Regions from separate parts of the Homo sapiens genome. Here region 2 is linked to region 1. The links are chromatin loops, found by intact Hi-C in ENCODE. Cell type or tissue: PC-9. All regions are shown on one strand.

Region 1 (2,500 bases):
GCAAGCTTAGACCGGTGGGATCTAGGGCAACAATCTCCCATGGCCAATGAAGGCCAGAGATTTCTATGTAACCCTGACCAGTGACCAGGAAAGGATCAAGCCATAGGTAATAATGCTACTAATTAAACGTCTCGTGCATTTAACGGCGCTTCCTTAGGTCCTACAACACCTGTGAGGACATTGTTATCAATCTCATAGTGCTCTTAAGGGGCCAGGGCTCCCACAAGATCAGGGACAAGGCCACATTAGATGGGAACTTCCTATCTTTTGTGACAGCTGCTGTGGACACCTGGCCAGATGTCCCCACGAGAAGACCCTATTTCCTGTGCTCCCTCCGCTGCTGACCATCACGGCAGGATTCCCAGCTGTTAGTGCAACCTCTGGCTGCAGAGAAAACACACCGTTCCTTGGAGGTCAGTACTAGCAGGACCACTGCTCACTTCCCCCTGAATGCACAACATGACAATGACCTCTCACATTTTCTTGGCCCTTAACACCACCTACTTTTACCACCACTCCTCTTTAATCATCACCCCCAACTTCATGTTAAATCTGATACATTATTTTAGGTGCTTGTCTGCTCTATTCATGGTTATTTATTTATTCATTAACTGAATATTTATGTTTTTTGAGCCGCTCTAGGACTCCAGCTATTCTCTGGTATTGGGAGGTTGCAGTAAATAAAGCAGATTAATTCTCTTGCCCTTCTAAAGCTGCGTTGTCCAACACAGTAGCACTAGCCACGTGTGGCTATTTAATTTTAATTAATTAAAATTAAATTCAAAATGAAAGCATCCATTGTCAACTTTTCAGTGATTGATAGCCACAGTTGGGTAGTGGTTGCCAATATTGGACAGCACAGATAGAGAACATGTCCATCATCATAGAAAGTTCAACTGGGCAGTGCTGCTTAATAGTGCTTTCACTCACTCTGGTAGTGGGAGATAAATGACAATCTAAAACATATATATGTATGTGTATATATATACATATATACTAAAATATCAGGTAGATAAAGTGCCATGGAAGGGAATAAAGTGAGTAGAGGGAATAGATAGAAAATGATGGCATTGTGTGCTTTTTGTTGTTTTTGTTGATTTTTAGAGACAGAGTCTCTCTCCGTTGCCCAGGCTGGAGTGCAATCATAGCTCACTCCTGCCTTGAACTCCCGGGCTCAAGTGATCCTCCTGCCTTGGCCTCCCAAAGTGCTGGGATTACAGGTGTGAGCCACTTCGCCCAGCCGGGGACTGCTATTGTAACCATTGACTCTAGTGGTCACTTCCTTTTTCTCCGAATTCCTCCTCTGGTAGCATGATACCATTTTCTATGTGTTCTTCTACCTATATGGCTGATGCCATAGGGATGGGACAGCTCTTCTTGAGATTCTTCCAGTAAGAACTGAAAATTTCTGTGGCAACATTTTTGCATGCCACACCATTAAAATGAGCTGTTGTGTCAAGACTCAAGATGCTAGTGTGCTTTTTTAAAAGTTAGAAGTAAACGACATGAAACTAACCACTATAGACTCACAGTTCAGAAAGGCTTACCTCTGTCGCTTCTCAACACCACCACAAGGTGGCAGCAGGGGTTTATGAACGCCATCTGCGTCGCTCGGCTAATTCCTCATCCCCAACACAAACTTTTATGCATCTCTTTAGTAGAAGTGAAAAATAAATCCTCCAGGGTAAAATATGGAAATGTAAAATGGCACCTATGTAATTAACAAAGGCTAATTGGAATTACAGCATGGCCCAGAATTCTAACTGAATGTTTGTTGATAGGTTCCGGAAAAGCAGAGTCAAGCATTGTAGATAACTATGACATGCATTAATTCCCTTTTGCCTTTACTATTGAGATGCATAGCAGTTGTGCAGTGTGCTCTTTACCCCATCCTTTTTTTTTTTTTTTTTTTTTTGAGACAGAGTCTCGCTCTGTCACCCAGGCTGGAGTGCAGTGGTGCCATCTCGGCTCACTGCAACCTCTGCCCTGGGTTCAAGTGATTCTCGTGCCTCAGCCTCCCAAGAAGCTAGGTTTACAGGCAAGTGCCACCACACCCACACACCCAACTAATTGTGTGTGTGTGTGTTTTTTTTTGAGACGGAGTCTCGCTCTGTCGCCCAGGCTGGAGTGCAGTGGCGCGATCTCGGCTCACTGCAAGCTCCGCCTCCCAGGTTCACGCCATTCTCCTCAAGGCTGAGGGTTCACACCTCAGCCTCCCAAGTAGCTGGGACTACAGGCGTTCGCCAACACTCCTGGCTAATTTTTGTATTTTTAGTAGAGACGGGGTTTCACCTTGTTAGCCAGGATGGTCTCAATCTCCTGACCTCGTGAATCGCCTGCCTCGGCCTCCCAAAGTGCTGGGTTGCAGGCGTGAGCCACCGCGCCCGGCCTCATCCAAGTAATTATATTTTTTAGTAGAGACAGCGTTTCTCTATTTGGCCAGGGTGGTCTCGAACTCCTGGCCTCAAGTGGCCTGCCTCGGCCTCCCAAAGTGTTGGGA
Region 2 (2,500 bases), 190 kb before region 1:
CATCAATGTTCATCAAGGATATTGGCCTGAAGTTTTCTTTTTTGTTGTGTCTACAAGGTTTGGGTATCAGGATGATTCTGGTGTCACAGAATGAGTTAGGGAGGAGTCCCTCCTCCTCAATTTTTTGGAATAGTTTCAGCAGGAATGGTACCAGCTCTTTTTTGTACATCTGGTAAAATTCAGCTGTGAATCTGTCTAGCCTTGGGGTTTTTTTGGTTGGCAGGCTACCTATTACTGATTCAATTTTGGAGCTTGTTATTGGTCTATTCAGGGATTCAATTTCTTCCTGGTTCAGCTATGGAGGGTGTATATGTCCAGGAATTTCTTCATTACTTCTAGATTTTCCTAGTTTGTTTGCATTGAGGTGTTCATAGTAGTCTCTGACGGTTATTTGTATTTCTGTAAATGACAAAGTTTATTTGGTTCTTCTTTCTTAGTCTAGCTAGCAGTCTACCGTATTAATTTTTTCAAAAAACCAGCTCCTGGATTCGTTGATCTTTTGAATGGTTTTTCATGTCTCAATCTCCTTCAGTTCAGCTCTGATTTTGGTTATTTCTTGTCTTCTGCTAGCTCTGAGGTTGGTTTGCTCTTGCTTCTCTAGTTCCTTCAGTTGTGATGTCAGGTTGTTAATTTGAGATTTTTCTAACTTTTTGATGTGGGCATTTAGGGCTGTAAATTTGAAGGAGCCATTTTTATCACACATACTGAACATTTACTTTGGGCTGGATGCTCTTCAGGAAGAAGACAGAGAACACCCTCAGCCCTTACCATTCTCCTTAACTTGGCTCAAAAAGCAGGGCAGGGTGGTGCAGGTTAGAGCAACAACACACAGACACACCTCCTCACAGAAACACTCATGGTAGGAATCAGAGAAAGTGCTGGAAGAATTCTAGAGGTCACCTACTGCATGGTTTTCAAGAGGAAAGTCTTTTTTAGCCGCAGAACATAGAACAAAATATTAAATGTACATGAAACCAGATGGAAGTGGAAGGAGCTCGTGTGGTGCTTGGGAGCTGTCCAAGCTACTTCTTATCTCCTCTTTAGCTCTCCCTCCAGAACGGCCTGTGAGGCACCTGTGAGGTTCCCTAGAACCCCTCAAAGTACAGTCTGAAACGGCAATTTTACAGATGGGGAAATGAGGGCTCCAGCATTAGAGATGTTTAAGGCCCCACAGCTAGGGATGTGCAGAGGTGGAAGCTGAAGCCAGGACCCTCGAGTCCCCAAACGTGTTCTTTCCACCACATCAGTCCTCTGCGTGTGGTGTGGCTGGTGACCCGGAGGGGCTCTGGATTCAGCTTCTTCTCCCGGAAGGCAAATGCCATCTCGGGAGTTGCGGGGGAAGCCCGTGGGAAACCTACTCCAATCCAATGTTCTAGGCTGAGGCACTCAATTCCTGGAAGCAGGATTAAGACCATTCAGAAAATATGTCCTCTTTTCAGCTAGCCTTGTAACTGGAAGAGGTACATGGGGTCACCAGGGGACTTTCCAAACATAATACATCTCGGAGGTCTGAAAGGACTCAGAAGTAGCGCACAATGCCTATTGCAATAACCAAGTAATTCCAGCAGAGGGCACTATTTCCTAACAATCTGAAATGCTAACCAGCATCACAGATTGGAAAGCTAGGAAGCTCCTTTAAAAAAACAATTTTTTTTTTCAGTAGTCTTAGCTCTCTGCAAAGAACATAAGTATAGCAATTCAGACTAATTAAAATTCCCAATCACACAGATTTCTAGGGTGTAGTTTTAAAAGAATCAGGTGACCAATAGGCATTCTGTTCTTTAAACAGTTTGCCTGTGGCTGCTTTTAAAGTTTCTTGACTAATCTGGCTTTAATGATCAGCCAGAGCATGTCTTGCAGAAGAAAGAGCAAAAGACGTTGAAGCACACTGAGCCAACCACACATTTCAATAAATATGTAGATTTTGAGACACTGTGAACCAACATGCACACATTTCAATAAGTAGATAGAAGCATAGGGACAGGGAACAACCCACACATTTCAATAGATAAACGTGGAGGCATTGTGAACCGACAAATAAAGAAAAAAAAAGAGTTGTGGGTGAGAAGGGGGGTGACAGGCTGGGCTACCTGCTCAGGAATGCACAGCTGGTGTCCAGAGACTCAGTCAGATGCTTCTCTTCTAGCCCCACGATTGCCAGGGAGCTAAGAACAGGCTCTCATTTCCCCAGATGAGGAAATCCTGGTCCAAAGGGGTTTTCCCTCAGGGGTCTCAAGCTCCTCTGTAGATGCCCCAGCATCTGAGGAGGTGGGAGGAGAGGCTGAGAGAGGCTGCCCAAGTCAGGGACTGAGTCTTTTCTTCCCATGAACAGAATGAGTAGCAGGACTTTTCCCTTTTAAGAAGAGTCTAGACCAGTGATTCTCAACTGGGGGCTATTTTGTCACCCACTCCCATCAGGGAATATTTGACAATGCGTGGAGATATTTTTGGTTGTCATAATTTTGGGGGTGCTATGGCATTTAGTGGGTAGAGACCAGGG

The links. Hi-C counts contacts between places; a loop is a spot of excess contacts. Peaks named below come from ENCODE experiments on the same cell type or tissue, not always from the same donor. Only the 100,000 strongest peaks of a DNase experiment are listed, where the experiment ranks them.
Region 2: it touches region 1 in a loop (12-fold over the local background); 63 of 110 quality-filtered maps call a loop at or near these places.

Annotation. Positions count from the first base shown.
Region 1 is chr15:83,437,299-83,439,798 of GRCh38, forward strand. No RefSeq gene overlaps it. Among named protein-coding and RNA genes, the nearest start is that of SH3GL3, 8.8 kb to the right of the region's middle. In PC-9, CTCF peaks have their summits at 1,552 (motif pointing right) and 1,755; no DNase peak of the experiment used is centred here.
Region 2 is chr15:83,247,017-83,249,516 of GRCh38, forward strand. No RefSeq gene overlaps it. Among named protein-coding and RNA genes, the nearest start is that of BNC1-AS1, 36 kb to the right of the region's middle. In PC-9, CTCF peaks have their summits at 1,558 (motif pointing right) and 1,758; a DNase peak (open chromatin) is centred at 1,575; H3K27ac peaks cover 384 bases.